Regions from separate parts of the Homo sapiens genome. Here all the other regions are linked to region 1. A link is a contact called in ENCODE Hi-C or POLR2A ChIA-PET data. All regions are on one chromosome and are shown on one strand. The core of a region is the stretch at or near the end of the contact, and the rest is flanking DNA. Distances in the headings are between cores, read along the strand shown.

Region 1 (3,558 bases), core at 408-2,907:
CCTCCTTTTCAGAGCTCTGTTTAGGCTTTCCTAAAGAAGTCACAAGTGCTGGGTGCAGTAGCTTATGCCTGTAATCCCAGCATTTTGTGTTTTTTTGTTTTGTTTTGTTTTGTTTGTTTTTGAGACAGTCTCAAAAACACTGTGCCCAGCCAATCCCAGCACTTTGGGAGGCTAAGGTGGGAGGATCACTTGAGTTCTGGAGTTTGAGACCAGCCTAGACAACATAGTGAGATCCTGTCTCTACTAAAACTAAAAAAAAAAAAATTAGCCAGGCATGGTGGAACACATCTGTAGTCCCAGCTACTTGGGAGGCTGGGGCCAGAGAAACCTGAGCCCAGGAGTTTGAGGCTGCGGTGAGCTATCATTGTGCCACTGCACTCCAGCCTGGGTGACAGAGCAAGATCTTGACTTAAAGGAAAAAGTCACATGTGACATCTCATTTTATATTTTTCCCCCTTCTATTCATCTCTCATCTTATTTTTCCCTTTAAACTTGAAAGGAGTCAGAATCTTGCACTCTGATTTTTGCCCTGGAGGGGAAGTTGCCAGTGAGAGATTCTTTTACCACCAACCAAAAATTAGCACTTCTTTTTTTTTTTTTTTTTGAGATAGGGTCTCACTCTGGTTGCCCAGGCTGGACTGAAGTGTAGTGGTGCAGTCTCAGCTCACTGCAGCCTCCACTTCCCAAGCTCAGATGATTCTCCCACCTCAGCCTCCCAAGTAGCTGGGATTACAAGTGTGCGCCACCACATCTGGCTAATTTTTTTTTTGAGATGGAGTCTTGCCCTGTTGCCCAGGCTGGAGTGCAGTGGCACGATCTCGGCTCACCGCAACCTCTGCCTCCCAGGTTCACACCATTCTGCGTCAGCCCCCAAGTAGCTGGGACTACAGGTGCCCGCCACCACGCCCGGCTAATTTTTTTGTATTTTTAGTAGAGACGGGGTTTCACTGTGTTAGCCAGGATGGTCTTGATCTCCTGACCTCATGATCCGCCCATCTCAGCCTCCCAAAGTGCTGGGATTACAGGCGTGAGCCACCGCGCCCGGCCCACACATCTGGCTAATTTTTTTTTGTATTTTTAGTAGAGACAGGGTTTGCTATATTGTTGCCCAGGCTGGTCTTGAACTCCCGGACTCAAGCCATCTGCCTACCTAGGCCTCCCAGAGTGCTGGGATTACTGGTGTAAGCCACTATGCCTGGCCAAAAAATAGCTTCTTTTCAGGAGACTATCTTGGCTAAGAATGAGGATTAATTTTCTAAAGTGAGTGAAAGTTTTCCTTCTATCCAATCTTCCCCATATGACAGCTTCCTCATACATTTGCTGTCTAGAGAGAGGTCCTAGGGAGACCCCTTCCAGTGCATGAGTTAAGTGTTCTGGTCGCCAGTGTCCCATGATTATAAGATGGAATTGCAAAGAGCCCATCTTGCCTTGGTCTAAGTAGAGTCCTCTGTACTCTGGGCACCAAATCTCTTGTCTGGAACTAAGCAGATTTTGCATGAAAACTGTAATTGCTCTGGAATCATCTTATTGCAACTCTGAAAAAGAATGTTTTTAAGTAGATTCCGATCAGTACCATACCACAATACGGTTAGAGGTTGGTACTTGAGAGAGTGGAAGAAGAGGAAGAGAAACCAGTGTGACCTGCAGATGTTATTCAGGACTCAGCAGCTTCCTGAGAGGCAGCAAATAAGGAAACAAATCTTGTCCTCTCTCCAAGTCTCCAAGATGACACGTGGACGAAAGAAAAGTTTGTAACACCAGCCTCTGCCTCGCCAAGGCAGCCAAGAGAATGGACTATTCCCTGGCAGTGCCACATTTCCATGGAAAATCTATTAGGTATTGCTTTTATTTCCACACAGAGTAGCATGAAGAGCCAGAGGTTGGATAAGGACAAGCCAGCACTGCACCTACTCTGGCTGGCCATCTAGCCGGGGCCCTGCCCTTCTGGCATCAGACTGGTGAGAGTGTCCTTTGGCTGGAAAAAAGACAGAGGGTGAAGATGGAAACAACAGAACCATGCCTCACCTCAGACTGCTCACTTTTTGCTGGAATCTCATGCCTTTCCTCCCCCTGAGGGGCTCACATTTAGAGTTTATAAATGCAACTGTCAGTCATTAAGTGAGTAGCTTGGGCAGAGTTCTGTGCGAGGGGCAGCAGAGGATGCAAAGGCCTATAATCTCCCTGTCCTCTTTGGCGCTTACTGTCCACTGACAGGGAGGCAGAATGACAAGAACATAAAACTCTAGGAGTATTGGAGGATTAAGTGAAACCATATGTACAACAGTGAGGCCTGGTGCCCTGAAAGAAGGTATTCGTTGAAGCTCTTTTAACACTCTCTGATGATGGTTCTACAAAGCAGGATACGGCATGAGAAGCCGGAACCAAGCACCATGGGATGCACAGAGAGAAAGCTTACATCCATTTGGGGAGATCAGAGACTTCATGAAGAAGCGGCTCCGATTGTGGCTTTGTCAGGATAGTGGGGATCTTGGGTGGCAGGATGATGGGATGGCAGCAATTTCTAGCTGTCACTAGCTGTGAGACCTTGGGAAAGTTGGTCATTTTAAGCCTCAGGCTCCTCATGTCTAGAATGCAAAGTAATACTCATTACAGTTTTCTTTTCTTTTTGAGACGGAGTTTTGCCCTTTCGCCCAGGCTGGAGTGAAGTGGCTCGATCTCGGCTCACTGCAACCTCTGCCTCCTGGGTTCAAGTGATTCTCATGCCTCAGCCTCCTGAGTAGCTGGGATTACAGGCACGTGCCATCACACCCGGCTAACTTTTGTATTTTTAGTAGAGACGGGGTTTTGCCATGTTACCCAGGCTGGTCTCAAACTCCTGACCTCAGGTGATCCACCCTCCTCGGCCTCCCAAAGTGCTAGGATTACAGGGATGAGCCACCATGCCCACCCTAGAGTATTAGATTTAGTACCATGTCTGGCATAGAGTAAATATTTGGTATGTGATAGTTATTAGAATTTTAAGAATTAGAAGGGAGGGGCTACTTTCCAAGTATAGACAATAATATGGGCAAAGTTACGGCGTTAGTAAAGGCTAAAGCATTTGGAGGCAAGTGGAATTGCATCTCTTACTGTCCTAACCTTTCTTCAAAGCTGGATTTCTGCCATATAATGAGCACCTAGAACAGGGACTGGCACATGGTAGAGACTCCACAGATGTGTGTTGAACAAAGTCAGCTGCCTCCTAGCTGTATCCACTGAATATCCACTGAATGTCCTTGAGGATCCCCAAACTGAGTTACATCTCAAGCCCTCTTCCCAAGCCTGTGGTGGTACTTGCACTCTAAATTCTATTATAAACACAGCATTATGCCCCTATTCCCCAAGCTAGAAACCCTGGAGATGAGTTTGTGTCCTCCCTACCCCTCCCTCTGCTTCTAGAAAATCACTGCTGGATTCTCAGAAACGCCTCTGAATTTGTCACCTCCCTTTCTTTCCCGTCGCCTTTAGGCATCATCTCTGCTCAGCTGTTGCTGCAGCCTCTATCTTGTCTTCCTGCTGCCAGCTCAAGGCAGTAGGCAGTAGATAAAGCTGGAGTTC
Region 2 (3,558 bases), core at 322-2,821, 420 kb after region 1:
GGTGATCCACCCAACCTCGGCCTCCCGAAGTGCTGGGATTACAGGCGTGAGCCACTGCACCCGGCAAGTTTATGTTTTCAATAGCCACATTTCAAGTGCTCAACAGTCTCATGCTACTAGTGGCTATCATATTGGCCAGCACAGCTATAGAACATTCCCACCACTGCAGAAAATAATTGGACAGCACTATTTTAGATACAAATACCCACTCGCCCACCCCCCAGTTTTTAATTTTAGTTACATAATTTACACATAGGTACATTCTCATTGTAAATTTTCTAACATTACAAAAATGTCCCTTACCAATTCTAGACCTCTGCCTAAAGATAAACGCCAAAATCAGTATGAAGTATATTTTCTGTGAAGATTTAGTGTGTTTTGCATTTTGCTTTTTTCCCTTGACATCGTCTTGGAGGTCTTCTTATAAGAATACATCTCTTGGCTGGGTGCGGTGGCTCATGTCTGTAATCCCAGCAGTTTGGGAGGCCAAGGCGGGTGGATCATGAGGTCAGGAGTTTGAGCCCAGCCTGACCAACATGGTGAAACCCCGTCTCTACTAAAAATACAAAAATTAGCCAGGCGTGGTGGCACGTGCCTGTAATCCCAGCTACTCAGGAGGCTGAGGCAGGAGAATCGCTTGAACCCGGGAGGTGGAGGTTGCAGTGAGCTGAGATTGCGCCATTACACTCCAGCCTGGGCGACAGAGCAAGACGCCGTCTCGAAAAAAAAAAAAAAAGAATATGTCTCTCTCTACCTTGTTCTTTTTTTTTTTTTTTTTTTTTTTTTGGTTTGTTTTTGTTTGAGATGGAGTTTTGCTCTCGCTTCCCAGGCTGGAGTGCAATGGCGCAATCTCAGCTCACTGCAACCTCCGCCTCCTGGGTTCAAGCGATTCTCCTGTCTCAGCTTCCCAAGTAGCTGGGACTAAAGGCACACGCCACCACACCTGGCTAATTTTTGTATTTTTAGTAGAGAAGGGGTTTCACTTTGTTGGCCAGGCTGGTCTCGAACTCCTGCCTCTAGCTTGTTCTTGAGTTTTTGCAGAGTAATCCACAGCATGAATGAACTTTAGGTTGTTCAACTATTGCCTTCATGATGAACATTTGTTTTCAGTTCTCCCCTGTTGCAAACAGTACTATATGCAAACATCATTGTACCTCTTTCTGCATTTGTACATGTTCGTCCAGGGTAAATACCAAAAAGTAGAATTGCTAGGTCACAAAGTCATATGGTAACACCCCTGGGGCTTGGCACACCCTGAAGCTCCTGCCTAGAATGCCTGTCCACGTGACTAATTCCTACTCATCAAGACCTATCAGTGTCATGTCCTGTGAAAGGCCGTCCCTTCTGCCTGTTTTCTCTCAATACTTCCTATCTGCCTTGCATCATTACGGTACACTTGGACTCTGCCTTATTTAACTTTGTACTCCCAACATTCCTAGCATAGCCTTAGCATGGAGTAAAAACTCAAGTGTTTTCTTGGCTGGGTGAATGAATGCATAAATAAACAAATGAAGGCACAGTGGTTAGGATATTCCAGAAACTCAAGGTGAGTCTGTGAGTGGCGTGAAATCTGGCTATGGACCAATCTGCCCATTGGTACCCTGAGCCAAATGCCTTGCTAGATTTGTCTTTTTTTCTTTTTGAGAGAAAGTTTCCTTCGACCAGGCTGGAGAGCAGTGGCGCAATCTCAGCTACCTAAGCCTCCCGGGTTCAAGCAATTCTCCTGTCTCAGCCTCCCAAGTAGCTGGGACTACAGGCGTCCACGACCACGCCTGCTAGTTTTTTTGTGTTTTTAGTAGAGATGGGGTTTCATTATTGGCCAGGCTGGTCTTGAACTCCTGACCTCAGGTGATCCACCTGCCTCAGCCTCACAAAGTGCTGGCATTACAGGCGTGAGCCACTGTGCCCAGCCTTAGATTTCTGTCATTTTTTTTCTTTTTCTTTTTGAGATGGAGTTTTGTTCTTGTCGCCCAGGCTGGAGTGCAATGGCACGATCTCAGCTCACTGCAACCTCCACCTCCCAGGTTCAAGCGATTCTCCTGCCTCAGCCTCCTAAGTAGCTGGGATTACAGGCACCCGCCACCATGCCCAGCTAATTTTTGTATTTTTAGTAGAGATGGGGTTTCACCATGTTGGCCAGGCTGGTCTCAAACTCCTGACCTCAGATGATCCACCCGCCTCGGCCTCCCAAAATGCTGGGATTACAGGCGTGGGCCACCGCGCCCGACCAGATTTCTGTCTTTATGCAGCCCTCTGTCCACTGACATCTCATCTTGAACTCTGGGTTGAGGACAGCACTGATGGAGCAGTGTGGATGTTAAGGGCTCTGGCCATAGAGCGCAGAATGGGAGCCCTGGGGGTAGCATTAGCTTGGAGCTGGCTTTCCAAAGGCATGTCTGTCTACTTTCAGCTTAGAAGCAGCCCCCTATGCTCTGGGTTTTATTTTGTTGTTTTTTTTCCCCTACAGTACCTCAGGGGCAATTAAGATCAGCTGCAACATTTCTGCTTTCTGCTCCCAGACTTGAGCCCAAGGGAAGCCAGATGTTTTCCAGTCCACATCCCCTTCTCTTTGTGGTCTGATGAACAGCCCTGTTTTCTGAGTCTCTCTATGGCCTGGCTTTCCCAGATCCCACAGCCTGGCTGCCAACTTTATTTTTAATGAGGTTTTAATAGGTGGCTCCTGTAATTAATTTCATTCTTGTGTTTTCACACTTCGGTCTAGGTGCCTAAAGGCCTTCAGGCGCTAGGAGGGATGTTAACTGATTTTAAAGAATACAAAACCCTGTGGCTGTGATTTGCCATTTTCCCAGCTCCTCTGATCTGCAGTTGTTTTTTACAATCATTAATTAGCTGGGGCTCATGGCTCAGCGGAAGGTCAGCTGGTCACCTGTCATGTTTTATAGAGGTAGAAATAGAGATAAGGGACTTGTCCAAGCCCTAAGAGAGAGTGGGTGTTGAAATTGGTCTCAGAAACCACATCCCAGGTTTCAGATTCACTACTCAGCTATGATTTGCCAAACACGGCCAGAATCCTCAGGCCAAAGGTGGCGCGCCTTGGGTGCCCCACAGGTGTCTTGGGGAGGCAGTTTTACCCTTCCATTAGCACTGCCCAGCAAGTGAGCCCTCGGCAGGCAAAATTACCCCCATTCATTTTCTCCAGGTCCCTTTCCCGTTTTGTGAGCGGATTCATCTGCGTAAAGAACGCGTCAGTGATTCCTCCTGGATTTAGAAACAACATAATTTTGCTATTTTTAAAGCTGCCGTTTAAAACTCCGCGCGCACGCACTCACACTCTTCAGGGAGCTGAGGGTGGGAGGAAAAGTACGAGCTTCAGAGGGCGCAGCCAGGCGCCTCAGCTTCCCAGGGCTCAGAGCCGCGTCCCTGGGGGCGCACTCCTCTGAGAGCGCCGGGGCTCTCCGACCCGCTGCGATTCTGCGCGCCCGGGACCTTCTGCGTCCGGGACCTTCTGCGCCCGGGCGTTCGACCCCGTTGGTCCGCGCTCCCCCTGGTCTTCAAGGCTCAGGGCACCGCCGCTGGGTCACCGGGCCCAGGAGAGAG
Region 3 (3,558 bases), core at 599-3,098, 310 kb after region 1:
TGAGCCAAGATTGCACCACTGCACTCCAGCTTGGGTGACAGAGTGAGACTCCAACTTGGGTGACAGAATGAGACTCCATCTCACAAAAAAAAAAAAAAGATTTTCAACTAGATCAGAGGTAGGTAATATCATGCCATTTCACAACACATGAAATAGAGTAAGTAGAGAGGCAACTGATCAAAGGTTATTGGGTAAGACCTAATCAGTGTGACTAAATACCAGTCTCCTGGTTCACAGCCCAATATTTTACTAAATGGATCACGTGACTTTATATAATTTATTTCTTATTAAAACAGCCTTGTTTGAGCAAAAAAATTTAGGTCGCTACACTCAGCAGCTCTGTATAAAGAGCCCTTGCTCACCAGCATAGAACAAATACGAATTTGTCCCAGAAAGATGCCAGAAAAGGTAGCACACTGAAGCTGAATGGCTTCCTGCAAGACCGATACTCCATCATACCTATTTTAATACATTTGGAATTAAAACACACTGGAATAATTTCAAATACTCTTATTAAAGCAGCTCACTTTGGCCAGGCATGATAGCTCACATCTATAGTCCTGGCACTTTGGTAGGATGAAACAGGAGGATCACTTAAGCCCAGAAGTTCAAGACCAGCCTGGGCAACATAGCAAGAACCTGTTTCTACCAAAAAAAAAAAAAAGTATAAAAATCTCAGCCAGGAGGGATGGTGCATGCCTACAGTCCCAGCTACTTGGGAGGCTGAGGTGGGTGGATTGCTTGAGCCCAGAAGTTTGAGGCTGGAGTAAGCCATGACTGCACCAAGCCATGACTGCACCCTGCACTGCAGTCTGGGCACCAGAGCAAGACCTTGTCTCAAAAGTAAATAAATAAACATTTTTAAAAAGTTACAACAAAAAAAAACAGCCTAGGGGAGTAATGTCAGCAAGATGGCCGAGCAGCCCCTAAAGCACATCCCCCTCACAAAGAGAGGTAGAGTAATAAACAGCTATACTTTTAACAAAAATAACTGAGGGAGACTGTGGGGGTGTATCAGAAGGGTGACAGGAATGCTGATGAGCACAGAAACTCAGGATGGCCACATAGAGAACAGATGGCAATATCAGGCCTCCCCCCCATCCCCCTTCCCCCATCTAGGATCAGCTGGGAACAAGGAGGAACTTCTCCCCACAGCAAGGAAGTAAGCAAGACAATTCTAGAAACTGCCACCAGCACCTTGGACACCTACAGACTTCACCACTGGCTTCCCTACAGTCCTCTAGGCACTAAGCCCAGCTGAAGGAGCTGCCTGGAGTCCATACAGCTGTGCTCCCTCCAGAGAAGGAGCCAATACTATGCGCCAGCCCCTGTGGCCTGTGCAGCTACTGTGCTATGCCATCTTGGAAGTGGAGCTACAGTGGGATTGTGTTTTGCTCTGGGGACAGATGGCCACAGCTCCCCTTCATTCCTGAGGCTAAGCCACCAACAAACCACTCTAGCCTGATGTCTTGACAATCTAAGCCAAGCTGTGAGCAGCTATTACATGATTCCCCAAGGGGCCAAGTGGAGGCAGAGCCACTCCACCTACCCCTCCCCACTCCCCTTGGGCTGCAGCTGAAGCAGTACCCTATCCACTATGAAAACAGTACTTAGACTGCTCAGAGCAGTCAGGCCTCCCTGGTGCCTAAGGTGAAGAAGCAATCTGTATCCCAGGAAATGGTGCCTTGGCCACCCAGGGCAGTCATGCATCCTAGCACCTAACTTGAAGCGGCACCCTGCATTCCAATGATACTGTGCCTGGGTCACCCAGAACAGTCATGCCCACACTAGGCCTGTGCTAAAGCAGCACATTGTCCCCAGGGGAATTGGTGGCTGGCCAAGCTGAGCAGCTACGCATTCCAGGGCTGAGCTGACACAGTACCCCATGTCCCAGGAAACAGAGCAGTGGCTGAGCTGAGATACCTTGCCCTAGCCAAACAACTCCAGTACCCTGCTTCCCTGGAACTGGACTTGCCCCTAGAGTCTGAGCTGCTAAGATACCCTCTTCCTGGGGAGTGGAGTCATTGCTGTGCTGCTCCCTGACCCCCAGGGCCCAAATGACAGCTGTGCTCTGCCACGCTGGGGTATTCGCTGCCATTGCACTTGGCTTCACAGAGTCTAGGATACAGCCAAGCCCCACCATCCTGGAGTCTAGAGTCACTACTACATGGTGCCTCATTCCGTGGGACCTGAGCTGCCACTGAGCCCTATTGGCTCAGATCCCTGAATTGCAGCTGTACCCTGCTCCCTAGGCCCAAACCTCCAGAGCACCCCTTCTTCCACAGAGTAAGGCCAGTGCTATGGCCTATCCCCCAGTATTAGAATCACAGTTATGAGCCAGTCCCCTGGGCCTGAGCTGCTAGCGGGTGCCTCAGATCCTGGCTCTGTGGGCAACCTACATCCAACCTTGCCACAGAGAGCAAATCTGTACCCCAATACCCAGGTGCCACAATAGGTTTGTGAGACCCTAAGCCTGGAAACCTGACTCCACAGCTACTCCACGCATCTGTACCTGGAACCCAGTGCCTCTGCAGCTGCTTGTAGGCCATGTCAGTCAGACCTGACACCAAGAGGGATTCTCTTGGCTGAGTCACTCCATTGTGAGGAAAATGAGAATAGGAGGACTCCAAAACTCCTTGACACCAAGGATATTAACAACATATACCACCACTGCCACTGCCACACTTCTATAGCCTAGGACTCTTGAGGCACCCATAGTTATTGCTCATGTTGAATGCAGCTGAAGAAGCTACACAGAAAACATACCACTACATCTATCCAGAAACAGAGTTGCCATACCCTTCCCAACTGGCACACTAAAACCCAACTGCATGTGAAAGTCTTTCTCTATGAAAGCCACTCCAGAGAGTTTGGAAGAAGTGACTGTTCTGCCAGATGTGGGGTATCAACACAGAGACATAAGAAACATGAAAAAAACAAGGACATATGACTCCACCACAGGAACATAATAACTCTTTGGTAATAGACCCCAATGAAAAGGAAATCAATTAATTGCCAGAAAATAAATTAAAAGTAATGATCTTAAGGAAATGCAATGAGATACAAGAAAATACAGATAGATGATTCAACAAAATCAGAAGAACAGTTCATGATATGAATTAGAAATTCAACAAAGAGATAAAAATCATAACAAAAAAACAGAAATCTTGCAGCTGAATAATTCAATGAACAAAGTTTAAAAAATACAATAGAGGGCCAGGCGTGGGGGCTCACACCTGTAATCCCAACACTTTGGGAGGTGAGGTGGGTGGATCGCCTGAGGTTGGGAGCTCAAGGCCAGCCGAAGCAACATGGAGAAACCCCGTCCCTATTAAAAAATACAAAATTAGCCAGGTGTGGTGGCGCATGCCTGTAATCCCAGCTACTTGGGAGGCTGAGGCAGGAGAATTGCTTTAACCCACGAGTCAGAGGTTGCGGTGAGCCGAGATAGTGCCATTGCATTCCAGCCTAGGCAACAAGAGCGAAACTCCGTCTCAAAAAAAAAAAAAAGGAAAAAATACAATAGAGAACTACAACAGCAGACTTGATCAAGCAGAA

Evidence for each region. A loop is a pair of places that touch in the nucleus more often than their neighbours do. ChIA-PET counts read pairs that join two places held with the same protein, here RNA polymerase II (POLR2A). Pooled maps may share reads with other maps.
Region 2: a loop to region 1 is called in a pooled map of ovary, with 2.3 times the contacts of the local background. The contact joins two enhancer-like sites. A Hi-C loop is called at or near these places in 1 of 50 pooled maps.
Region 3: a loop to region 1 is called in a map of CD14-positive monocyte, with 2.6 times the contacts of the local background. The contact joins two enhancer-like sites. A Hi-C loop is called at or near these places in 1 of 168 maps with a recorded cell type or tissue (CD14-positive monocyte), 1 of 37 single-sample maps with no recorded cell type and 1 of 50 pooled maps. POLR2A ChIA-PET finds 5 or more read pairs at or near these places in 2 of 52 experiments (AG04449 and HEK293T).

What each region holds. Positions count from the first base shown.
Region 1 is chr11:47,609,775-47,613,332 of GRCh38, reverse strand. It overlaps a transcript of MTCH2 not described here. Among named protein-coding and RNA genes, the nearest start is that of C1QTNF4, 17 kb to the right of the region's middle. RefSeq lists an enhancer at 1,399-1,448. Within about 2 kb of position 1,657, at least 3 of the 41 ENCODE cell types and tissues checked have a DNase peak (open chromatin) inside an H3K27ac peak, as active enhancers do.
Region 2 is chr11:47,187,329-47,190,886 of GRCh38, reverse strand. No RefSeq gene overlaps it. Among named protein-coding and RNA genes, the nearest start is that of PACSIN3, 2.7 kb to the right of the region's middle. Within about 2 kb of position 1,571, at least 7 of the 41 ENCODE cell types and tissues checked have a DNase peak (open chromatin) inside an H3K27ac peak, as active enhancers do.
Region 3 is chr11:47,304,186-47,307,743 of GRCh38, reverse strand. All of the region lies in intron 24 of MADD (MAP kinase activating death domain), which reads right to left. Among named protein-coding and RNA genes, the nearest start is that of MADD-AS1, 34 kb to the right of the region's middle. Within about 2 kb of position 1,848, at least 11 of the 41 ENCODE cell types and tissues checked have a DNase peak (open chromatin) inside an H3K27ac peak, as active enhancers do.